2 separate regions of the Homo sapiens genome follow, and region 2 is linked to region 1. The links are chromatin loops, found by intact Hi-C in ENCODE. Cell type or tissue: PC-9. All regions are shown on one strand. Links, peaks and the distances in the headings refer to the core of each region. The heading gives the core; the rest is flanking DNA. Region 1 overlaps NADSYN1 (NAD synthetase 1). Region 2 holds the start of KRTAP5-10 (keratin associated protein 5-10).

Evidence for each region. A loop is a pair of places that touch in the nucleus more often than their neighbours do. Peaks named below come from ENCODE experiments on the same cell type or tissue, not always from the same donor. Only the 100,000 strongest peaks of a DNase experiment are listed, where the experiment ranks them.
Region 2: it touches region 1 in a loop (7-fold over the local background); 2 of 110 quality-filtered maps call a loop at or near these places.

Annotation. Positions count from the first base shown.
Region 1 is chr11:71,477,278-71,487,129 of GRCh38, reverse strand. It overlaps NADSYN1 (NAD synthetase 1), which reads right to left. Exons shown (of 21, transcript NM_018161.5): 10 at 8,661-8,735; 11 at 6,251-6,375; 12 at 5,726-5,774; 13 at 5,105-5,207; 14 at 4,113-4,281; 15 at 2,683-2,818; 16 at 1,482-1,588. Among named protein-coding and RNA genes, the nearest start is that of MIR6754, 8.7 kb to the right of the region's middle. RefSeq lists enhancers at 1,476-1,976, 6,188-6,713, 8,714-9,293, 9,294-9,852. In PC-9, for the core only: no CTCF peak of the experiment used is centred there; a DNase peak (open chromatin) is centred at 5,679; H3K4me3 peaks cover 913 bases; H3K27ac peaks cover 1,666 bases.
Region 2 is chr11:71,556,606-71,573,117 of GRCh38, reverse strand. It overlaps KRTAP5-10 (keratin associated protein 5-10), which reads right to left and starts at 7,555. Exons shown (of 1, transcript NM_001012710.2): 1 at 6,383-7,555. The coding sequence starts at 7,530. The coding sequence ends at 6,922. It also overlaps the pseudogene KRTAP5-13P. RefSeq lists an enhancer at 6,353-7,168. In PC-9, for the core only: a CTCF peak has its summit at 9,473 (motif pointing right); a DNase peak (open chromatin) is centred at 6,857; H3K27me3 peaks cover 2,023 bases.

The DNA of each region.
Region 1 (9,852 bases), core at 1,109-9,108:
TTTAAAAGAGAACACATCTGCAGACAGGCAAGGATGCAGAGTGATTAAGACACTCACACTCTTTGGGAGGCCAAGGTGGGCGGATCACGAGGTCAGGAGATGGAGACCATCCTGGCTAACACGGTGAAACACCGTCTCTACTAAAAATACAAAAAAATTAGCCAGGCGTGGTGATGGGCGCCTGTAGTCCCAGCTACTCGGGAGGCTGAGGCAGGAGAATGGCGTGAACCCGGGAGGCGGAACTTGCAGTGAGCCGAGATCGCGCCACTGCACTCCAGCCTGGGTGACAAAGCGAGACTCCATCTCAAAAAAAAAAAAAAAAAAAAAAAAAAAGACACTCACGCCATAGAAAAAAGGGAGGGATAGATGGATGGAAGGGAGGAAATGTGGACAGATGGGTCGATGGATGGACAAAGGGAGAGATGGGTGGATGGATGGGTTGGGTGGACAGATGAAATGGTGAATGAATACATGGATAGATGAGTGGATAGATGGACAGATGGGTGGATGGACAGACACATTGGTGGATAAATGGATAGATGGGTGGGTGGATGAATGCATGGATGGACAGGTGGGTGGAGGGATGTGTGGGTAGATGAATGGATGGATGAATGCATAGACAGATGGGTGAATGAATGGATGGATGAGTGGGTGAGTGGGTGGGTGGATGGACAGACAGATGGGTGGATGGGTGGATGGATGGATGAATGGATGGACAGACAGATGGGTGGATGAACGGACAGGTGAGTGGATATATGGATGGGTGGATACATAGATGGATAGATGAATGGACAGATGGATGGATGGGTGGATAGATGGATGGCCCAACTGATGGATGGATAGATGGATGCATAGACAAACAAATGAATAAATCACAAATAGTTTTTGAAATCCCTCAGCTCCTAAGGAGCAACTAAGAACAGCACAGACGAGCTGAGAGGGATAGAGGCTCACCTAAGGGAAGTGGGGAAACCAAGGCTGGAAAAGAATTTCTAGCAGCCTCCACTGCTGGACTTGAGGGGCAGCTTGAATTTTATCCAGAAAACAACAGGGAGGCTCTGAGTTTTGTTGAACAAGGAAGCAATATGAGAAGGGGAGTATTTTCAGTCCACATAAAAAATGAACTCTGGTTTGGAGGTAAAAACTAGCTGCAAAGGAATGACTTAAGACACAGTGGAACAGCCTAGAAGAAAGAGGGGAGCCTGACCATGGCAGAGGGCGGTGGGAAGATGAATTTGAGGCGCAGTAGAGATGAAGAACCACAAGGCTGATGAAAGTGGTGAGCGCCCAGAGCCACCTGCAGGAACGTGATGCTGATCCGCTCTGCCACTCGGGTTGGGTGAAATTCTAGAGGAATGATGTCATTCCAGGCACCAAACCCGCCATGAAAGGCACAGGATGATAGAATCTCACAGCGTATCACCTTCAGAGACCTGAGAGGTTCAGGGGCCCACCACCACGTGCCACTGGGCCACACTCACCTCTCATCCACGTTGGCGGATCCCAGCACGAGGAGCCCACCGTGGACACCCCGAGACCAGAGGCTCAACTGAGCAAACAGATAGGCGAGGACCATCCGTATTCGAGCCTGGAAAACACAACAGAGGAAATAACGGGTTCCCTTGCAAAGGAACACGGGGGAGACGCACACCCACAAACTCTTGAAAACAAGAAAATTAAAATAGCTTAGGAGCTCTCTAGCGTTCGGGGAACATCAGAGTCTCAGAGTCCCACAGTGTCCCGAGGCCTTCCTCTCGGGGTGGTCCCACCTCCACAGGGCTCACACAAGCTCAGTGGTGCCTTGCCTTCAAAGATGGGAGCACCCAGAGCCCGGGAGGGCAGAGGGAGCACTGGTGGCAGGACTGAGCCGTGGGGTCCCTGGGAGAAAGCTTGGCAACTGCATTTCCATCCCTTTACCACTGGCAGGAGGGGAGAGGCCACCCAGGCACAGCAGAAAGGGGACAGAGAGAGACAGGACAGATCCCAGCAGCTGGAGCCCCCGGCCTCTCTTTTCCTCTGCCCATCACGGAGCAGTCAGTCAAGTGCAGTAGCTCAGGAGGCAGACAGCGTCTGGGCTGTTCCCTGAGGATTAAAGAGACACACACTCACACACAGTCATGTGCACTCTCACACTCATGCACACCCACCCACCCACATGCTCACAGGCATGCTCGTGCACTCATGCAGACGCACTCATGCACACAACTGTGCACTCACGTTTGTGCACACTCACACATCCACACTCACACTTGCTTTTGCACAAGCACTCACAAGCACACCCACACTTGTGCATACATTCACACACTTGTACTCTCATACACTCATGTAACCTCTCACGCTCAGGCTCACACTCAGGCTCAGACACACCCTCTTGCTCTTGCACTCAGGCTCATGCACACACTCGAGCACGCACATCCTTACACCCCCGCTCTTGCTCTTACACATCACATGCTCATGCACCAACACACACACAGACCCCCTCCTTGTTAACAAGGCTGCATGACCGACGTCTTCAGTGAGGCATACAGGCTGTGACCCCAGCACTGGCTGTCCCTAGGTAACCGGTGCCATGAGCTTCATGGAGACGATGGCCCAGGTGGGGGCACCTGCACATCCTGTAGTGATTGTCCCAGTGCTCCCTGCACCCCCACCCCCAGGGGACGCCGGCCCAGGCGGGGGCACCTGCACATTTTGCAGCGCCAGGTTTTCCCTGCTGCTTCCTCCATGAGCTGCAAACAGAGGGCTCTTCCCCGTCACCAGGCTGAAGATGCCCATGACGGCCTTCACGGCTGGATCGATGTTGAGACTGATGTGGTGGCTGGAAGGAGAAGGATAGGCGTTGAAGGCAGCATGTGCACGTGTGTGCATGTGTGTGCGCATGAGCGGTGAAGCCCTGATGACCTAAAACTGACCATTGTAACCCATTTAAAGCGTATGATTTGTGGTGTTTAGCAATCCACAGTGCTGCGCAGCCATCACCACCATCTAGCTCAGAACTTCCCATCACCAGAGAAGGGAACCCCATCCCACTGGCAGTCTGTCCCCACTCCCTCCTCCTCCAGCTCTGACAGCTCTGACAGTGACAGATGCAGAGAGTGACAGACACCCTCTCTCTCTATGCCATGGCCTGTTCTGGACATTGCGTGGAAATGGAATGGAAATGGAATCAAACACCATGTGGCCTGGTGTGGCTGGCTCCACTCCCTTCATCCGCACCATGTCTTCAAGGTTTCTCCTCACTGTGTCATGTGATCATGCTCCACTCCTCTTCGTGGGTGACTAATATTCCACCGTGTGAATGGACCACAGTTTCTTCCTCCGTTCATCTGAGATGGACCTTGGGTTGTCCCTGCCTCTTGGCTTCTGTGAATGGTGCTGCTATGGACTTTCCTGAACAAGTATCTGTTCGGGTCCCTGTTTCTGATTCCTCTGAGTACATATCTAGGAGGAGAATCACTGGAGGGCATGGGGACAGCTTTTAGCTGAGCTCAACAAACAGGATGGGGAGCTGCTCATTTTCTCCTAGGAGCCATTATGGATGGAATATTCTAGATAGAACCCAGTCTTTCTTCTCCGGAAAGGTGCCCTCCTTCCACTGTCCTCACATAGAGAACTGCCCGTGGAAGAGGCAGTGAGGGCAGGGGAAGAGAAAGGAGGAGGGGTAGGAGCCAGCCTGCAGCCAACTCCCAGGACCTGCTGCACACCCTGGTGAGCACATACGACCTGCAGCCTGCACTGGGAATGCCAGGAGTGAGGGGACAGAAGGGCAGAAATTGCAGGCACCATCTGAGACTGGGGTGGGTCAGATAGGGAGGACTCACACACAGCTTCCCTGAAATCTGGCTCAAACCAAGAGAAAGTGGAGCCCTGATAAGCTCCTAGGTGCACATTTAAGCAATTGCTGATGACAGGAGAAACAAACTGGTCTATCCGTACAGTGGAATATTATTCACCCACAAAAAGGGATGGAGCACTTACACGTTTATCCACATAGTGGATGACACGATGCGGAATGAATGAAGCCAGTCACCAATGCACTCACAGGCGGAGCTTCCAGTGACTCTGAGCTCTGTCAGCCACCTGCCATGCCCAATACCAGGGACCAACTCTACCTTCCAATCTGCTGGGCCAACTCTCTGGCCCGGGTGCACGTCTCCTGGGAGGAGTTCTTGCTGGCCATGTAGCAGGTGGTCAGTATGCGTCCACAGAGGTCTCGGGGATCCTGGGGGGTGTAGCTGATCTGGTTCACGATGGTGCGGACATCAGCCAGCACTTCCTCATCTGAAAACCACCAGGACAGAATGGGTGGAAGTCACCTGAGTGTGTGGGATGTTTACATAGTTCCACCCCGGTCTACACCCCCAGGTGCCCATGCGGCTCCACCCCGGTCTACACCCCCAGGTGCCTGTGCGGCTCCACCCCGGTCTACACCCCCAGGTGCCTGTGCGGCTCCACCCCAGTCTACACCCCCAGGTGCCTGTGCGGCTCCACCCCGGTCTACACCCCCAGGTGCCCGTGTGACTCCACCCCGGTCTACACCCCCAGGTGCCCATGCAGCTGCACCCCAGTCTACGGCCCCCAGGCGCCCATGCGGCTCCACCCCGGTCTACACCCCCAGGTGCCTGTGCGGCTGCACCCCGGTCTACAGCCCTCAGGTGCCCGTACGGCTGCACCCCGGTCTACACCCCCAGGTGCCTGTGCAGCGCCAGCCCAGGCTATGGCCCACAGCCCCATCCATCGGGCATCATCACCGCTGTTCTGCTGCATATGCTAAGGTGATGTCTGATACTATATCACATGGGGGAGGATGTGAACCTCCGACGCCTGTGTTCTCCCCACCAGGCCACACCGTGCACAGAGCAGGCAGGTACAGCTCTGGAGACTCAGCCACATGGGCCCGAAGCCCCAGGAAGCTACTGATGGCCTTGCTGCCTTAGCTGCAGGACTGGGATGTGATGCTGTGACATTTGTGCGTGGCCACAAAGCCCCCTTCACCCCGATGTCCATGGCACGGGTGTTTCCTCTGCCCCCTCCTAGGTCCCTAACTCAGGCAGCCCAAGGGCTGGACCCTGGAGCCTCCCTCAAGCCAACAGATGTCACCTACTTCCACTCCTCACGGCCTCGCAGACCTGGCAGCACATGGAGTAGATGAGGCAGGCGGTGGCTGCGCTGTCCACCCCGCCACTCAAGGGCAGCAAAAACCCTGCCTGGAATGGACCAATCAGACAGCGTGAGCAGAGCCTCGGAGAAGCAGCATGCCCATGGATCAGCCAAGCTCCACCCATAGACCTCAAGGAGGCGTCCACAGAAATGCACGTGGGTGTTAGCACTTTCCATGGGGTCAGGACAAATACCCGCACGTGGCAGGATGAATGGATTTTTCAGAGGGAAAAAAGACACTTCACTGCGGGGCGTGTCAGAGGCTGACTCCACCGACGAACTGCAGATACGCATGATTACAATGCTGGCAAGATGGTGAGCGTGACCCTGAATGCTGATGGGCTGGGTTCCGCTGAGCCTCCAAAGGTGGAGCTGACCCACCAGCCACTGTGCCCACCTTGCCTCTGGCTAGCACAGACTAAGCTCCCCATGGAGGCAGAGTGATGAAATGCTTTTTGTTGTTTGCACTAAAAAAAAAAAAAAAAATCCCTACCCTGCCCCAGAATAAAACCAGACCAACCAGCAGAACAAGCAAAGTGGGCTCACTAGAAACTGGAAGTCTTACCTGTTGACTTCGTCTTAAAAAATCCCAGAGCCAGCAGGCAGGTCCAAGGCTGCAGGGCAATCAGAACATGGAGCCCGGAGGCGGTGGCCCCTGCCCACAGCACCCAACAACCCACCCAAGCAGGCCCCAGGAGGCTGCAGTGCCAGAGTCAACGCTGGGCTCTCAGGACGCCCGTCTCTGCTTTAGGCACCTCGTGAGAAGGGACACATGTGATTCTGAAGACAGACCCAGGACGTGGGTATTATCATCGTCCTCATTTTAAAATGGGGACACTGAACCACAGAATGGACGGACAGCACCTTGGGGCCCAAGGTCACAGCACGGGGAAGCAGCAGGGCTGGGGGTCACACCCAGGGGTTCTGGCTCTAGCATCCACGCCCTCAACCCAGGGGATGCACAGTTGCCTTCTGCAAGTCCCCACCCAGGCAGGTTCTGAAAACCCACTGCGTGACCTCCAGGAGTCCCCACCCCAGGGGCGTGGCCACACAGACGCCAGGTCCCTCCCAGGGGTCAGGGGCCACACACCTTATCTCCTCCTCAGGGCTGTGGTATTTCCACTCGATGGGCTCAGAGATGGGTGCCAGCAAGTCCTCGTGGCACGAGAGGGCAAAGTCCACCTTCACTCTGGGGTAGGGGCTCGCCCTGCTGGCCTGGCAATGGAGATTCAAGACAGAATGACTCCCAGCTTCACGGAAACCCTCTGGGTCCCCAGGACCGACAGACAAGCAGGACTCCATCAGCCACAGAAACGCATGTCAAAACCACAGTGAGGCCACCCTCACTCCCACGAGGATGGCGAGAAGCAAAGCGACCAATGGCAACAGGTGCTGGTGAGGGGTGAGAAACCGGGATTCTCAAACCTGGCTGCCTGGAAACTACCATGGTGCAGCTGTGTGGCAAACGCTCTGGCAGCTCCTCAAAGGCTAAACAGAGCCAGGCACGGTGGCTCACACCTGTAATCCCAGCACTTTGGGAGGCTGAGGCAGGTGGATCACCTGAGGTCAGGAGTTCGAGACCAGCCAGACCAATATGATGAAACCCTGTCTCTACTAAAATTACAAAAATTAGCCGGGCATGGTGGTGGAAGCCTGTAATCCCAGCTACTAGGGAGGCTGAGACCGGAGACTCACTTGAATCTACGAGGCAGAGGTTGTGCTGAGCTGGGATTGCGCCATTGTACTCCAGCCTATGGTAGTTCACAGCAAGGGTGAAACTCCGTCTCAAAAAACAAACAAAAAACCAAAAAGCAAAAAACAGTTAACAGAGTTACCATAAGACCCAGCCAATTCCACTCCTGGATAGACACACCCAAGAGAAATGAAAACATGTGTCCCCTCCAACAGAAGTACATGTATGTTTGTAGCAGAATTGTTAATGATAGACAGAAAGTGGAAACATTCCCGATGCCCATCAGTGGAAGAGTGAATGAACACGTGTCCATCCCCGCTACGGAACACTCTCTGACCATACAAAGGGATAAGCTACAGCCACTCCCTGTGTCTGTGGGTTCTACACCCGCAGATTCAACTGCACACAGACAGAAGATACAGTAATCACAGGATCTGAAGCCCATGGATACAGAGGGCCGACTCTTCATATCAGTGAGTTTTGCAGGGGGCACTGTGGGACACAGGCATCCCTGCAGGGGATCGGTGCAGGCTCCTGGGTCCAATCCCTGTGGATACCAAGGGGTGGCTGCACCCAACACATAGATAAACCTTGACAACAGCACAGTAAAGTGTGGAAGCCATACACTGTGTGATTTCATCCCAATGAAACGTCGAGAATAGGCAAATCCATGAAGACAGACAGTAGACTTGTGGTTGCCAGGACCGGAGGAGGGGAACGGGGTGCATAATGGGTACAGTTTCTTTTTGGGGTAATGAAAATGCGCTAAGATTGTGGCTGCATAACTCCATGAGTACATGAAAAACCACTGAATCAGGTGCTTAAATGGATACATTGGGTGGTATGGCAAATACAACTTAATAAAACTGCTATGAAAAAAAGGCTGGGCACGGTAGTTCACGCCTGTAATTCCAACACTTTGGGAGGCCGAGGCAAGAGGATTGCTTTAGCCCAGGAGTTCAAGACCATCCTAGGCAACATAGTGAGACTCTGTCTCTAAAAAAAAAAAAAAATTAAAAAAAATCAAAAATTAGTTGGGCATGGTGGTGTGTGTCTGTTGTCTCAGCTACTCAGGAGGCTGAGGTGGGAGGATCACTTGAGCCCCAGAGGTCCAGGCTGCGGTGAGCTGTGATGGTACCACTGCACTCAAGCCTGGGCGATGGAATGAGACCCTGTCTCAATCAATCAACAGCAGAAGAGTCCGCTCTGTTATGAGCATCACACTTCTTCAATGTTTGCAAAAATCACTGTCTCATGACAGCTGCTCAGTTGGACATCCTATTTGTGACGATGTCCTGCAGAAACGCAGAGCTCCAGGTTACCAGCAGCAGGACCTCGGGCTGCAGGAGGGGCGTTACTTGCATCCCAGGGTCTCAGACACAGGCTCACTTGTGCCTTGGACCTTGCCTCCAACTGCCGAAGTGGGGACCAGCCTCGGCTGCACACTGTGTGCCTGTTCCTACCACGCTTGCCACCCCTCACCTTGAGGCCTTCCTGGGCTCCAAGGCTGCTTGGGTCTTCCTTGTGTGGCAGCCCCTAGCACGCTGACTGTCTCGTCAGCCTCTCTGCCTGCCTGTCCCCAGCTCACCCCAGCTCAGGGCCTGGCCCAAGCAGAGGATGACGGGGAACAGATGGAAGCAGGTTCTGTCTGCGGCACCAGCCCCTTTCCACGCTCGGGAAGTCCGGAACTTCCCTGTCAGACTTTTCAGGCACTGCACCCTCACGGCCTCCACCAGGCCCGCACGAATGGGGCCACTTTCCACGTCTTTGATGAGCATCCCACACAGGTGTCTACTGGAGCACTCACCGCCAGGTTTCGAGATGAAATCTCCGCCCTGTAGCTCCGGACGTCCTCCAGATCCAGCGTGGCCGTCAGGACTTCCTGGAGAAGGAAATTTCAAAGAGAACCCGTGATTTCCCGTTTGTTCAACTCCCACGTGTAATTTGGCCACTGTCAAAGGTGTTGTCACACCTTCTAAAGCAGGGGCTGAGACCCTGGATTCCTGGAGGCCCAGGGATGGGGCAGATGACATTGAGGCGGACCCATAGCCCTTCCCCGTCACTGTTGCCACCGGAACCTCCACTTCATTCAGACACTTGCCAGTGACCCACTAATCACAGCACAAGACACCACCCTGTCAATAAGACACACCCCGTCAGTAAGACACACCCCTGTCAGTAAGACACCCCTGTCAGTAAGACACCCCCATGTCAGTAAGACACCCCCATGTCAGTAAGACACACCCCTGTCAGTAAGACACCCCAGTGTCAGTAAGCCTCTGCCAGCGACTTCTGGGAACACCCCTCTCATCAAAAAGACACGCAAGGAGCCAAGGCCACTTTGCTGCCTCTGCATGTGGCTGTGTGAAGATGGGATGGCTGGAGCTGGGGCAAACATCCCATGCCCACGAGGAGAGGCAATCTGAGACAGGCCAACACAGAGGAGGGCGGAGCTGGAGAAGCAACCTGAGACTGAGGCCAACACAAAGGAGGATGGAGCTGGGGGAGGGCAGAGGCGGAGCCGCAGCCCCGGCATCCACACCAGGGTCTTGGCCTGGACGTGCTGCCTGTGTCACAGGAGGTGACACTGCCCTGCCTTTGAACCCGGCTATGGTAGGGGTTCTGCCAATTGCGGTATATGCAGAAATGAGGTTTTAACTCATAGGGGTTATTCCTTCATGAAAAAATATCTTTATCAAATTGTGTTCCTGAGTGTTGCCTTGCTAAACACGAGTGTGGGACAGCGGGAACAGCACCTGCACCACTGCGGCGGTTCACAGGATGGCCGTGGCCACCTTGCGCGCCCCTTGCTCCTACCGCCGTAACAGGGGGCCATACCTGGCCGGAGATGCCCATGAAGACAAGGAGACCGATTCACGCATCCTGTGGTTCTCTGGCTGCTTCCCAAAGTGACAGCACCCTGGCCACCAAGCTTCCATGCAGAAAGCCACGGTCCGTGTGAAGCCATAAAACAATGGAGATGAGGGAAGGCGAGGATC
Region 2 (16,512 bases), core at 3,736-11,735, 83 kb before region 1:
CTACAGCGGCAGAACTGGGCAGCTGGGGCAGAGACCTGATGACTTACAAAGCCTACAACGTGACTCTCTAATCTTCCCAGGGAAAGCTTTCCAGGCCCGTGGTCACGATGCAACCTTGCTGACTGTCGGTCAGGTTTGTACAGTTCGGGCCTGGTTGCCAACCTAGCTGACTGTGAATGCCAGTCCCCGTGTTTGGACCAGCACTTTAAAACCCAAACCCTGGTGAGGGCACCTGAATAGACATGCTTGACTTGACTTTCCCTCATTTCTCAACCTTTCCTGTTCCAACTTCCCCTGCTCTGGACGATGAGATGGGCAGCACCCTGCACCTGCGCTGTGTGTAGCTGTCTCCTTCCCACACAGGCTCACCCGCTTCCACCTGTGCTGTTCTGGGGGCTACCTCTCCTGTGGGTCTGGGGATGGTGGTGGGTCCTTGAGTGGCGACTGCTTCAGCTGATGTCATTGGAAGGGGTCTTTCTAAGGGAGATGGGACCATCTTAGCTGCGGGTGGGTGGGTGTGAGGGGGTGACCAGGGTGGGCCAGGACAGGCTGCTTAGAGTTCAGGGAAATTTGAGGATTCCAAGTTTTTGACTCTTGTATCTACCCAGATGATTTCATCCCAAGAGTTTCAGCAGAGGCCTGCCCCTCGAAGTCGTGTTCTTACCTTATTACTAGCTCCTAATTGCAGGGCTGTGCATTTTAATTGCTGCCCTGATTCTGCAGCCCCCACAGTCAGGCATCCGCATGACCCCCAGCCGGGGCTGCCCACAGGAAATGATGCCGACACCCCGGGGTGCTCTCTTTTTGGCTGTTTGGGGGTTTTTATTTCACTTTTTCCCTCTACCAGTTTTTATTTCTTACACAATAACATCTTGGCAGCCATAAATAAAATAATTATGAAAATAAGGAAAAATTGCACAGAACCTCATCACTCTAAAGCATCGAATTCTTATATCCCACGTCCACATGCAAATCCACTGTTTTTCAGAATTGTAAAGAAAATATTTGACAAGAACATATACACCAAACCCTGTTTTTATGTTAAAAAAATCAACCACAAAAACTTAGAATGGGTGACCTGGTTTAACAGTGGCTAATTTTTTTTTAAAGACCTGGGTTATTTGAGTGAACTTTGAGCTCAGGATGAGGCTAGGGTGTGGCGTTGCTGCCAAAGCCCACTCTGAGGACTCCGGGTGCGTTCATAGCCAGTGAGCAGCTGAGGGCTGGATGGTCCCCTCCGCATCAGCCCATGCGCGTTTTTAATGGACTTTATTTTTCAGAGCAGTTTTAGGTTCACAGCAAAATTGGCAGGAGGGGCAGGGATGTCCCGTGAGCCCCTAGACCCGAGAGGCTCCTCTTCTCCACTTGTGTTCTGAGTTGAGAATCGTGTCCGCTCTGTGCCTTTCTCTTTTCCTATTTCTCGGGACAGTCAGCGCCGCGGTCCCGGCCCCCAGCCCCCCATGGCTTCTCTGAGGCTGATGCACTCTCCCCGCCCTGCCGGCCGCCTGCGCCCCTCCGTCTGCATGAGGGGCAGGGTGGGGTCAGAGCAGGAAATCCCTCTGGATGGGGCTGCGGACAAATTTGGGTGAACGATACCCCTAGTTTGCCCCGCTCCTCCATCCCTGGCCTGTCCTCCTCATGTGACTTGGTCACCCTGCAGAACCGGGACTTTTCTTTCCCGCGTGGAGGCTGTAGTACGTGAGGCCCAGGTCAACGTGCGTGGGCGACCCGTTCCAGAACCTGGTGATAGAAGCCGTGAATCCTGTTCCTGAAAAGTCCACGCGCATGTGCCCGTGCCCCAGGCCCCGGCGGCGGGTGAGGGGCATCTGTGTTTAATGGGCATGTTCGCTGCGCCTGGCCCTGGACAGGAGGACACGGTGCACTGGCCCGTCCCCAGACAGCCTTGGGTCTGCAGGGGTCGGGGCTTCAGGCTGCCGCTCTTCATGGAGGACCCGCAGGACTTGGCAGGATCATCAGAGCCTGGAGGGCAGGCAGCTCTGGTCAGGACTTCCAGTGATGACCGCAGGGGGTTCCAGCCACGGGGGCTGGTGATGGGAGCAGCTCTCTGCAAGCGCGTAAACACACTCTCACACTCACACACACACACCCCTACACTGACTCGTACACTCACATGGACTCACACACTCATACACACATTCTCACACACACTCACACCCCTACACCAACTCGTACACTCACATGCATTCACACACTCATACACACACTCTCAGACTCACTCACACACACACACTGACACACCCCTACACCGACTCATATGCTCACATGCACTCACACTTATACACTCAATCTCACACTCACACTCACACACTGACACACTCATGTACCTGCTCATACACTCATGTGCACTCACACACTCATGCAAATCCTCATGCATATTTGCACACACACTCACAGTCATACGCATACTCATACACATATTCTTTGACACACACACTCATGCACTCACATGCACACATTCAAACACAACCCCCCATACACCCTCCACACACTTCTTTGGTGTCCGAGGGCTTCAGACTCTCACAGCTTGAAGAGGAGACACGCATCTCTGCTGAGCGAGCCTCTCTCCTCTGATTAGTAAACGGCGGCTCTGAACGGGGTCTGGCCTCTTCCAAGAAGCAGGTGGTTTTTTGGCAGAATCAAGGGGTAGCATGAATTTTCCCTGCTTGTTTTATCAAGACTTTAAAATACAAATCCCTTTAAAACAATCAGTGAACCACTTAAACCAATGCTAATATTATCCTGTGGGATTTATACAAAGTTCTGAGACCAATAAGGTGGGTCTCAATTCCCTTACTGTTCTGTCTGGCCAGTCCTGCTGCTGGAGTCACCCCAAAAGCTGTGGCAGGGGAGTAATGCAGGGACAGCCCCAGCCCCTCCAGAGAGGGGGTCAGTCAAGAGCATTTGTCAGGGGAGGTCAGGAGGGCTGTGTCCCTTCCCCTCCCTTCATCTTTTTCAGAGGATGCCAGCCAAGGCCACAACGCCAGAGGGGGCAGATGTAGGCACATCTGAGCCACAGTCACAACTGAGAGAAGGGGGACACGCAGGCATGTCTGCAGCGAGGGCCCAGGCCGTGGAGCTCACATGGGGCTGTGAGGGGTTAGCCTCAGGGTCTGAGATAGCTTCTGCATGTTTAGCCACGTGTTTGAGATTTCACTGTTTTGGGCATCAACGTGAACACCTTTCTCAGTGTTCAGGGCCTGGGAATGTTCACAGCACAGCGTGGCTTCAAGCCTGCTGGGAAAACGTGCAGCTGGCCAGGTCACAGGGTGGGCAGGACACAGAAAGAAGTGGGTCCTGGAGGACTCTGCACTGGCTCAGGAACAAGGGAGCCCCCCTTCCCTCCTCCTTTCTCTCTATGCCTCTCCCAGCCCTTCGTCCATCCAAGCAGTCACCATGCTTGAAATTCTACTCCCAAAGCTATTTTTAGAGTTGGCTGGTCTCTTCCCTGTCATGCTGCGTCTCAGACCCTCTCACATCTGCCCCGCTCGGCCTTCTCGCCACCTGGCTGTGGAGGACCTCAGTTACCCCTCCACCCTATCGTAGGGGCTCCCCAGCTCCCGTCCAAGCACCCCAAGGCCAGGCGCCACGCTGCGTTCTTCTCGCGCTCCTGGTGCATGCAGTGGTGCTTAGCAAACTGTGCCGCATGAAGGAGTGGATCACCCAACAGCCTGATGTGATCAGGAAGCGCAAAGAAAGGGGGTGCTTTAGGGCCAGGAGGGAGGTTGAAAGGCTCATTCAAAAGGAACAGCAGGAAAAGGGCCACACTGAAAACAGGACTCGTGAGGGGAAGGGATCGCTTATTCAAAGGACTCACAAGGTCAAGGCTCAGAATTTGCAGAGCCCAATAGACAAATTGCAACAGGAGCTTTCCTTGGGACCATGCCTGGGAGGAGAGGGTTTAGAATGTCAGGGTAGAGAGAGGTGGTGCAAGAGAGGAAGCAGGAGCGGTCTCATGCACCATGACAGCCACCCATGGTGAGATGAGGGTGGTGAGGGGTTGTGCCCCGCACAGGGCCTGTGTAGGCTCTTCCTGTTCCAAATACTGCTGCTCCAACATTCTAGAAAACAGTCACCCCAGGGCTGTGATTCACGGCTTTATGCTGATACATTGGTCTCTGTCTGGAGCATGTGGATGAGAGCCAATATGGCTGTGTGTTAAAGATCAGATCTTGTACTGACAGCAAATAGGGACACAGCAGCTGGACTTGGAGCAGCAGGACCTGCAGCAGCTGGACTGGGAGCAGCAGGGCTTGCAGCAGCTGGACCGGGAACAGCAGGACTTGCAGCAGCTGGACCGGGAACATCAGGACTTGCAGCAGCTGGACCGGGAGCAGCAGGGCTTGCAGCAGCTGGACTGGGAGCAGGTTGATTCACAGCCTGAGGAGCAGCAGCAGAGTTTGCAGCAACTGCACTGAGAATGTTGCCCAGTATGAAGTGCAGTGGCGCAGTCACAGGTCACTGCAGCCTCCACCTCCTGGTCTCAAGTAATCCTCCTGAGTAAACAAGACTACAAGTGGGTGTCACCATGCCCAGGTACTTAAATTTTTTTTTTTTGTAGAGATAAGATCTCTCCTTATTGTCCAGGCTGGATTTGATCTCTTGGCCTCAAGTGATCCTCCTGCCTTGGCCTCCCAAATTGCAGGGATGACAGGCATGAGCCACCACATGCAGCCTCTTTTATGTCTGGTATCATTTCCTTTCATTGTTCATTAGCTCCTTTGGAAACAGTACGCTACCACTGTGATCTGTTTCACAGCAGGCTTCCTAGCTTTCTTTTATTGCCTATAGGGACTTACTGAGGGCCCTTGCACCCACTCTCCACTGGAGAGAGGAAAACCTTCCCCATTTCAGGAGCTGAATTCAAAATTCATGCTGTGCTTTTCCAGCACACACCTGTTGGCTCTTTTGAGGTTCCCCTGTATTCGGCTCTGTTAGATGTTTCTTTGCTTTCTCCTACACAGACACTGAAACCCTGGGGGACTGTGGCTCTTGTAAATTTATCCCCACCTTCTTGGACTTTGAGGTTCACTTGTTTTTTTTCTTGAGACACTATCTCACTTTAGGTTGCTGAGGCTGGATCCCAGGGGTGCGATCACAGCTCACTGCAGCCTCAAACTCCCAGGCTCAAGCCATCCTCCCACCTCAGCCTTCCACGTAGCTGAGGCTACAGGTGTGAGCCACCATGCCCAGCTTACCTGGTTTTGTTATGTCTCCAGCATGCATTTTCGGTTTTGTTACCTAGTTGCTCGGTGTCCTGTGGGTTGTGGGAATGTACAGGGCCCATATGTAATGAACTCTGCGTTCATGTCTGCTGTCACCTTCTGGAGTTTCCCAGTTTGGATTTTTGAGTGAACTGTCTTAAGCAGCATTTCCTTTTAACGTCGTGAAACTAACGATAGCCATGTCCCCTAGCAAGATGCACCTTTGACACACTTTTATTCCCTTTCCTAAATGTGGCTGAATTAATCTAAGCCTTTATTTCTAGATTATTTCATTTTTCCTTACATTGCATCTCTTTTCTCTCAGAAATTTGTCTTGGAAATTCCCACTCTGCTCTTCCCCGGCAGTATCAGCAGTCGCTTAGATCTGTGAGTGTTCTGTGGGAGCTCATTTCTCACCAGCACTCCCTGTGTGCTGTCTTCCCTCCACCTTTTCCCTCCGGGTTCGCTTGGCTGGAGATTGTCCTCAGATCACTCTTGTCTCCTCCTCCCCAGTGCGTGATTTCTAAAGCCTTGCCTGTGACACTGGTCAGAGAACAGGCTCAGCGTGGTGGCATGTCACCATGAAACAGATGGACTTGGCTCAGGGTCCCCAAATGTGTCACTTCCCAGGAACTCTCCTTTCCTGCCGGGAGACTGAGCTCCGAGGACACCTTGGGCCATTCTGTAACTTCCTGGTTACCTTTAGTTATGGAAAGCCGTTGACCTCATAATTGTAAAAGGCTAATTGAATGTTTGAATCAGAGTGCGTTGGAGCTCAGCGGTGCTTCACTCCTCCCTCCTCCGACCTTGCCCTGCCTGGGGTCCTTCCGAGGCCCCAGAGGAGAGCGGGAAGCTGGAAGCCATGGGTCTTGTGCAAAGCCCTGCTTGGCTGGTCGTCAGGACTCAGGGCCTGCCTGCCCCTCTGCGCCTCTAGGGCGGGCATTGAATGCTGAATCCTCCCGGGCTTTGCCCTCTTCTCCTGCGAGCAGAGACTGAAGATATTTGAGGCTGAGAGGAGGACAGAAGGGAATGGCAGGTTTTTTTGTGAATGTACCAGGCCTGCTGGCAGGCGTTTCCCAGCTTAGCTGACAGATCAGAACGCAGAATCAGTCACTGCACAGGAAAGGGGTTGGACAGAATTGCACCAAGCATGCAGCTGATTTACAGACATGAGAGGCTTTATTGTAAGGAAATTCATTCATTACTTTGTTATTGTTTTTAAATAGATGGAGACAACAGGAAGGAAGGAGACCTTCCTGGTCACAGGTGGCCACTGGAGAACAGGCAGCGAGCGGCCCTGGAGGATCCAGGGTCCCAATGGTGGTTGAGAAGCTGGTTCTTAGTGATCACTGAGCAACATTGGCCTGGCCTTGTGGGGTCAGACCTTGCATCTCAGTCAGCCGAGGGAGAAGAAGAAGATGGTCCACACCCAAGTGCAGGGAACACCATGGCAGTTGGCTGGGTGCCCGCGTCCAGGCAAGGCCACCTCCTGCATCAAGGAAACATGCATTTCCGGAGTGAGGAGGCTGAAGGCAGGGCCCAGTGGAGAGCTGAGCCATGGAAGGAGGTGCGTGCATGGATGATGAGCTGGAGAAGGGGCAGGTGCCTCAGGGAGGATGCGTGGGATGAATTAATTCAGGGAAATCATAACAAATGCTTTCACCAAACAGGTGAAACCTGAAGGTCTGGGTTCAGAGCCTCAGATCTTACACTGGCAGCACACGGGGACACAGCAGCTGGACTGACAGCAGCAGGGCTTGCAGCAGCTAGACTGGCAGCACACGGGGACACAGCAGCTGGACTGGCAGCAGCAGGGATTGCAGCAGCTGGACTGGCAGCAGGATCCACAGCCTGAGGAGCAGCAGCAGGGCTTACAGCAATTGCACTGGGAGCAGCCACAAGAACCACAGCCCCCCTTGGAGCCCCCACAGGAACCACAGCCACCTTTGGAGCCCCCACAGGAGCCACAGCCCCCCTTGGAGCCCCCACAAGAACCACAGCCCCCCTTGGAGCCCCCACAGGAGCCACAGCCCCCCTTGGAGCCCCCACAGGAACCACAGCCCCCTTTGGAGCCCCCACAAGAGCCACAGTCCCCCTTGGAGCCCCCACAGGAGCCACAGCTGGAGCAGGAACAGGCTGGCACACAGCAGCACACGGGCTTGCAGCAGCAGACGGGCACACAGCAGCTGGAGCCACAGCCCCCACAGCCAGAGCCATAGCCCCCACAGCCGGAGCCACAGCCCCCACAGCCGGAGCCACAACCCCCACAGCCGGAGCCACAGCCTCCGGAGCAGCCACAGCAGCCCATGATTCTGGTAGATTGAGGGTGGATCAGGTAGAGGAGCAGGTGAGAGGGAGGTGCAGGTGTGGAGCTCCCTGAGCCCGGGCTCTTTATATACCTGTCCAGATGTCAGGCAGGACACAGGGTCCCTTTCTTGTGACTGTTTACATTATTTTTCCAGAGCTCTGTTTTTTTCCTTTTTGCTAGTGACTTCCTCCTGGCTCAGTTGAGCATCTACTTTCTTTGTATGCTAAATTTGTCTTTTTCCCCGTTTGTTTTGGCCCCTATAATTAAAACCTCAACTCCAGGCTGTCTGGTACTTCTTGCAAAGCTCCAGGGTGCTGGTCACCTGCTCTCTGCTGACCACATGTGACCAATGGGCAACAGCCTCTGCCCACATGCTCTCATCTTTCCTGTGTTAACTCCCCCAGTAATATTAATTTTACATTTTCAGATTTCAAAAGTTATCCATGGTCTTTATATTTTACTCATACCAGTCTCAGCTTTCTGGGTGTGTTAGACCATTCTTTGCATTGCTCTAAAGAAATACTTGAGGCTGGGTAATTTATAAAGGAAAGAGGTTAGAATGGCTCATGGTTCTGCAGGCTGCACAAGCATGGCACCCACCTCTGCTCAGCTTCTGGGGAGGCCCTCAGGGAGGTTTTCCTCATGGTGGAAGGCGAAGCAGGAGTAGGCACGCCACATGGTGAGAATGGGAGCAAGGGGTGAGGAGGGGCCACACACTTGCGAACAACCAGATCTGAGTGAACACACTCATCGCCAAGGAGATGGCGCTAAGCCAGTTATGAGGGATCCGCCCCCATGACCTAAACACCTCCTTGCAGGCCCCTCCTTCAACACTGGGGATTACATTTCGACAAGAGATTTGGAGGGGACAGCCCAACTATGTCATTATCCCCCTGACCCCTCAAATCTCATGTCCTTACATCACAAAATAGGATCATCTCTTCTCAACAGTCCTCTCAATGTCTTGACTCATTCCAACATCAAGTCTGAAGTCCCAAGTCCAAGTTCCTTCTACCTATGAACCTGTGAAAATCAAAATACATTATTTACTTACAAGATGCAATGAGGGTAGAAGCATTGGGTAAACATTCCCATTCCAAAAGGGAGAAGTCAGCCCAAAGGAAGGGGCTACGGACCCCATGCATGTCTGAAATCCAGCAGGGCAGCCATTAAATCTTAAAGCTCCAAAATAATGTCCTTGGACTCCCAGTCCCACATCCAGGGTACACTGGAGTGAGGGGTGGACTCCTAAGGCCTTGGGGAACTCCACCCTCGTGACTTTGCAGGGTTCACCCCCTGCAGCTGCTCTCATGGGTTGGAGTTGGGTGCCTGCAGCTTCTCCATGCTCAAGATGCAAGCTGTCAGTTGCTCTACCATTCTGGGGGCTGGAGGATGGTGTCCTCCTTCCCACTGCTCAGTTAAGCAGTGCCCCTGTGGGGATCATTTACACAAGTAAAAGATCCTTCCCCACCCCTCACCCCTGTGGTGATATCTGTGCCCTTGTTCTTCACAGGGCACCCCAGTGGGGTGTGTCCCATGCACCCGCTTCCAGCCACCCTCCTCTTTCTAGCTCACTTTCTCCAGTGCTTTCATTCCACCAGAACTCTTGGTGCATTGATACAACCACGGCTTCACTGATCCCCAACCTCTCTGATACCTCTTCTTGTTTTGTTAACAGCTTTATTGACATATCGTTCATATACCACACAATTCTCCCATTTAAGGTATACAATTCAATGCTTTTAGTATATTCACAGAGCCGTGTACCTATCACCATAATCAGTTGTAGAAAATTTCATAACCTCATGCCCTTTAGTACCCCCCACTCACTACCCCACAGGACGGTTCTCCAGGCGGCTTCAGACCAATGCAATTCTCCCCGTGTCTCACTTGTGGTTCTCAGGCGTGACTGCAGAGGGAGCTGAACCGACATTTCTGAAAGAAGACGTACAAATGACCAACAAGAGCTTGAAGGAATGCTCAGCATCATTCATCATCAGGGACACGCAAGTCAAAACCACAATGAGGTGTCCTCTCATCCCACAGAATGGCCATTATCAAAAAGGCAAAAATAAATCCTGCAGAGGAAGTGAAGAAAGGGAACTCGTATGCTGTTAGTGGGAAGTTGTACAACCACTAAGGAAAACTGTATGGAGATTCCTCAAAAAGCTAAAAATAGAGCTAACCCAGCAATCCCACTATGGGGTGTGTATCCAAAGGAAAAGAAATCAGTGTGTTGAAGAGATATCTGCACCCCATGTTTATCACAGCACTGCTCACGATAGCCATGATATGAAAGCACCTAAGTGCTTGTCAACAGATGAATGGAAAACATGGAAAAGTAATGAAAAGGAAAAGATGGTGTATACACACAATGGAATTCTATTTAACCCTAGAGCAGAACAAAATTCTGCCCTATGTGACAATACAGGTGAGCTTGGAGGACATTATGCTAAATGAAATAAGCCAGGCACAGAAAGATGAACTGCATGATCTCACTCACAGGTGCAAGCTAAAGAAGTTGATATCTCACTGGTCCCCATAAACATGTACAATGATCATGCTTCAATTAAAATATTAATAAAGAAAGAAAAAGAATAACTGTAGAATATGCTGGGAATGCAACATCCTGAGTTAGGGAGGGACTGGCCAGAAGAGTCGGGCTTTGTCCCAGTTCCTAGAAACAGGATATTCTTTCGTGCTTTAGTGCAGTGAATCCTGTAGCCCTGGGACATAAGACCGAGGGCAGGCGGCTTTCTGGGATCCCTCAGCTGTGGTGTGAGTGGGGCACACATGGATAAGACTCAGCTCACCTGGGAAGCTTTGCTGAGGCTAGAGGGCTCCCAATGAATCCGAGGCTCCTGTTCTCCCTTGCTGCCTGTCTGTAACTGGTATACCCACTTCCTGTGACATATGTGAGTGTCTCACCTGAGTCTGATAAATGGGTAACATTAGTAGTAGCCAGAGGCTACTACTAATTTACTTTTTGTCTCTCTCTATTTTTCTATTCTTGAAATTTCATACCTGTGAAATTATATGATATGTGGTCTTTTATAATTTCCTTCTTTCACTTAGTGTAATGTTTTGTGGTTCATCCATGTTGCAGCCTGAAACAGAACTTCATTACTATGATAAATTATTTACACTAATCTTCCTTTGTATGAATACACCATTCATTCCTCAGTTGGCAGACATTAGACTGTTTCCACCTTTTGGCTGTTGTGAGTAATGCTGCTGTGAACATGGGTGTGCCAGTTTTTGCATGGAATGTGTTTTCATTTCCCTTGGGAACATCCTTATGAGCAGAATTGCTGGGCCCTATGGTAACTCTCTGCTTAAGTTTTTGAGGAACTGCAGACTGTTTTCCACAGTGGCTGAGCAATTTACATTCCCACAGCAGTGCATGGAGGTTCCAGTGTTTCTGCATCCTTGTCAACAGTTGTTATTTTATTTTATTTTTATTTATTTATTTTTTAGAGACAGGGTTTTACTGTGTTGACAAAGCTGAAGTGCAGTGTCATGATCATAGCTCACTGCAGCCTCAACCTCCTGGACCCAAGCAATCCTTGTCTCAAACTCCCCAGTAGCTGGGACTACAGTTGTGCCTCATCACACCCAGCTAAATTTTTAATTTTTTGTAGAGACAAGGTCTTGCCATGATACCCATACTAGACTCAAACTCGTGGCCCCAAGGGATCCTCCCTTCCAGCCTCCTGAGTCACTGGGATTACAGGTACAAGCACACCCTGCCCCAATACTTGTTAATGTCTGACCTTTTACATTATATTCATCCTAGTGTTTGTGAAATGGTATCTCATTGTGATTTCAATTTGCATCTCCCTGTTGAATCATGATGCTCAGAGTCTTTTTATATGCTTGTTGTCATTTGGGTATCTTCTTCAGAAAATGTCTAATTAAGATTCTTTGCCCACTTTTTAATTGGGTTATTTGTCTTTTTATTACTGAGTTCCACATCCAGAAGAATAAAACTGGGCCGCTAACCAGATCACCATATACAAACATTAATTCAAGATGGATTAAAGACCGAAATGTAAGACCTCAAACTATAAAAATCCTAGAAGAAGACCTAGGAAATCACCTTCTTGATATCAGCCTTGTTAAAAAAGAATTACGGCTAAATCCTCACAAGCAATTGCTACAAAAACAAAAATTGACAAGCGGGACGTAATTAAACGGAAGAGCTTCTGCACAGCAAGAGAAACTATCAGGGAGTCAACACTCAACCTACAAAATGGGTGAAAATATTCACACACTGTGCATCTGACAAAAGTCTAATATCTGCAATCTACAAGGAACTTAAATCAACAAGCAAAAAACAAATAACTTCATTACGAAGTGAGTAAAGGATATGAACAGACACTTCTCAAAAGAAGACATGCACATGGCCAACAACTATATGAAAAAATGCTCCACATCACTAACTATTAGGGGAATGTAAATCAAAACCACCATGAGATACCATCTCATATCAGTCAGAATGGCTTTTGATAAAAAATAAAAAATGAAACAACACAAAACAAAACAAACCAAAAATCAGATGCTGGCAAAGCTTGGGAGAAAAGGGAACAGTTGTACACTGTTGGTGGGAGTGTAAATGATTTCAGCCACCATGGAGAGCAGTTTGGAGATTCCTCAAAGAGCTAAGAATTGAACTACTATTTGACCCAGCAATCTCATTATTGGGTATATACCCAAAGGAAAATAAATCAATCTACCAAAAAGACACATGCATCCATATGTTCATTGCAGTGCTATTCACAGAAGCACAGATGTGGAATCAACCCAGGTGCCCATCAATGGTGGATTGGATAAAGAAAATGTGGTACATACACACCATGGAATACTACACAGCTATAAAAAAGAATGAAGTAATATCTTTTGCGGCAATATGCAGCTGGAGGCCATTATCCTAAGAGAACTAATGCAGAAGCAGAAAACCAAATCCCACATATTCTCACTTATAGGTGAGAGCTAAACATTGAGTCCACATGGACATAAAGATGAAAACCATAGACACTGGGGAACAAGAGGAGGGAGGAAAGGAGGGAGGGGGCAAGGGCTGAAAAACTATTGGGTACTACAGTCACTACTCCAAACCTCAGCATCACACAATATATCCATGTGACAAATCTGCACATGTACTGCTTGATTCTCAAATAAAAGTTGAAGAAAAAGTTCTTTATATACTCTAGATGCTAGACGCTTATCAGATATCTGATTTGTAAATCTTTTCTTCCTTTATGTAGATTGTTCTTTCACTTTGTTGATAGTATCCTTTGATTCAAAAATATTTAACTTTTGATGACATCCAATGTATTTGTATTTTTCTTTTGTTGCTGGCCCTTTTGGTGTCCTATCTATCAATCCATGCTAAATCCAGGTCATGTTTTCTTTAAATAGTTTTATAGATTTGACTCTTACATGTAGGCCTTTGGACCGATTTTGAATTAATTATTGTGGTGTGAGGTAGGGGTTCAGCTCATTCCTGTGCATGTGGATGTCTAGTTTCCCAGCACCATTTGTTGAAGTACTGCTCTTCCTCCATTGAATAATCTGGCACTCTGTCAAAAATCAGTTGGTCATCTACACGAGGGTTTATTTCTGGCTCTCAATTCTATCCCACTGGTTTAATACATCTATTCTAATGCCAGTACTAAACTGCCTTGATGATTGCAGCTTTGTAGTAAGTTTTCAAATTGGCAAGTGTGAGCCCTCCAACATTGTTCTTCTGTGTTCTTTCTTTCTTTCTTTTTTTTTTTTTTTTTTTTGACGAAGTCTCACTCTGTAGCCCAGGCTGGAGTGCAGTGGCACAACCTTGGCTCACTGCAAGCTCCATCTCCCGGGTTCACACCGTTCTCCTGCCTCAGCCTCCCGAGTAGCTGGGACTACAGGTACCTGCCACTACGCCTGGCTAATTTTGTTATTTTTAGTAGAGATGGGGTTTCACTATGCTAGCCAGGATGGTCTCCATCTCCTGACCTCGTGATCTGCCCGCCTTGGCCTCCCAAAGTGCTGGGATTACAGGCGTGAGCCACCACACCCCGCCTGTTCTTCTTTTTAACATTGTTTTAGCTATTCAGGGTCCCTTGAGATTCCACACGAACTTTAGAATCAGCCTGTGAATATCTGCAAAGAAGCCAGCTGCTTTCCTGATAGAGATTATAGACTCTGTAGATCAATTTTGGGGATATTGCCATCTGAAAAATGTTAAGTCTTCTGATACATGAACATCAGTCTGCTTGGGCTGCCATAACAAAATACCACAGATTTGGTGGCTCAGACAACAGGCATTTATTTTCTCACAATTCTGGAGATCAGAAGTCCAAGATCGGGTGCCAGCAAATTTAGTTTCTGGTGAGTGCTCTCTCCTTGGGTTGCAGATGGCTGCTTTCCCACTCTTTGCTCACATGGCCTTTCCTTTGTGTGTGGAGAGAGAAAGAGATGGAGGGAGGAAGAGAGAGAGAGAGAAAGAGAGAGAGAGACAGAGGCACATGCTCCCTGGTGTCTCTTCTTATGAAGATGCAAATTCTATGGAAGCCCTTATGACCTTATGTAACCTTAATTTCTTCCTTAGAGAACTCGTCTCCATACACAGCCACAATAGGAGTGATGGATTCAACATATGAATTTGAAAGAACATAAATATTCAGTCCACAACAAATCTGGGATGTTTTAGATCTTCTTCAGTTTCTTTCAACAGTGTTTTGTCACTTTCAGATTTGCAAGTGAGTAGAAATACAATTGATTTTTATATATTGGTCCTGTATTCTAAAAACTTGCTGGATTCATTTATTAGTTCTATAATCTATAAAACATTGGCTGAATATGATGGCTCATGCCTATAATCCCAGCACTTTGGGAGTTCGAACCAGGCAGATCACATGAGGCCAGGAGTTCGAGACCAGCCAGGCCAACATGGTGAAACCTCATCTCTACTAAAAATACAAAAACTAGCTGGGCATGGTGGTGGGGCATGCCTGTAATTACAGCTACTTGGGAGGCTGAGACTGGAGAATTGCTTGAACCCAGGAGGCAGAGGTTGCAGTGAGCTGACATTTTGCCTCTGTACTCCAGCAACAGAGTAAGAACCTGTCTCAAAATAAAAAATCTATAAAACATTAGTAGCTCTGACAAATTGACAAGTAGAAGACAAACAACCAAGTTTTTAAAAAGATGACTCTCTGATAAACAAATGGAAATGTGCAATTAAAAATATAAAAAGTAAACCAAACTCCCTGGTGGTCAGATACATGGGAATTTTCTGTGGAGTCCTAATGATGGAAAAGGAGCCAGGTTGGTTGGACCAAGGGAAAGCAAAAAGAGAAGGTAGATGAACTACAAGTCTGCCTTTCTTCATGGTGCAGGACTTAGCCCTCCTGCGCAAATAACTCACATAACTCACAATCTTCCTGCACTCAACTTATGACCTCAGTTGACAGAAAAATGCAGGTTAGCTCACTGAAACCTTGGCATTATCAGCACTGCATGTAACCCTCTCCGGCACAAGCACCATCCTATAAAATCCCCAGCAAGCCTTTGTCTCCTGGCAGCCAGCTCCTCCCTTGCTGACCTGCCCTTTCCATTCTTGCAACGTATTTTCCTACATTCTCTAATAAATCTGCCTTTCCTTACCTACAATTGTCTTGGTAAATTCCTTTACTGCCCACGCCAGTGGCCCCAGTTAGTGGTTACCTGCAACATTTTATATCTACTAGACTGGCAAAAATTAACAAGAATAATAACACCTATTGCTAGTGAAATTGCGGGGAAAAGGCACTGTTTTACATTGTTCAGGGGATATAATTTATTATAGTATTTTTTGAAAACAATATCTAATAAAATTAGGTAATATCAATACTATTAGTCTTGAAATTACTGAAAATAAGATTAAATGTAAACATATTTATGTATACATATATGTGTATGATACATTGTTTGCAGTGTCAGAAAAAGAATCCTAGCAAATTGAAAATGAATACTGAAAGTAATGCCCAGTAAAATATTAGATTGCAGCTGTACCAGTGGACTTGGAGCCTCAAGGCTCTGGCTAATGTGAAATGTAGATGCAGGGAAATGAGCACAGCAGGATCTTATTTTAGTAGCAAACAACAAAAATATCTCTTACACATATGTTGAGTGTGTGCCTGGAGGTACATAGGACAGTGGCTGGGTGGAGTGGGGAAGGTGTGTAGGAATCAACAAAAAGAAAATGGCAATGAAAAGTGAGACCAGTATGTGTGATCTTACTTATGGAAAAATTTCATATATATGAATATGCATATGCATAAAGAAACATAGACTTATACCCAGATCTACTTCCTAGGAGAGGCAACCATGTTACAGCTTTTAGTGAAAAAAGTTAAGTTGCAAAGAAATGTGGATAATAAAATTCTAATTGGTAACAATACCCAATCATGTATGTGCATCTATTCTTTTATACATTGTATGTGCAAGCAAGAGGGTTGGGTGGGCGTGCCTGTAGGGCCTGGCACTGGGGGTTGTTTTTATTATTTTTTATTGTGTATAATGTAAGACATACAATTCGATGATCTCATATATGTCTACATTGTGAAATAATCACCACAGTCAAGATAATTAAGATATCCGCCACTTCACATAGCTCTCTCTCTCTCTTTTCTTGGTGGTGAGAACATTTAGGATCTACCCTCTCAGTACATTTTAAGTACACACTAAACACCGTGTTGTTACCTGTGGTCACTTTGCTATGTATTGGGTCTCCAAGCCTTATTCATCTTGTAGAACTGAAGCTTTGGATCCCTGGACTAGCACCTCCTCATTTCCCCTTTCCCTGCCTGTGGTTCCCGTGCTTGCACTCTGTGCTTCTGTGAGTTTCACTCCTGTATACTCCATGTGTGAGGGAGAGCATGTGGTGTCTGTCTTTCTGTGTCTGCCTCTTTTCACCCTGTGTAATGTTCTCCAGATTCGTCCATGTTGTTGTAA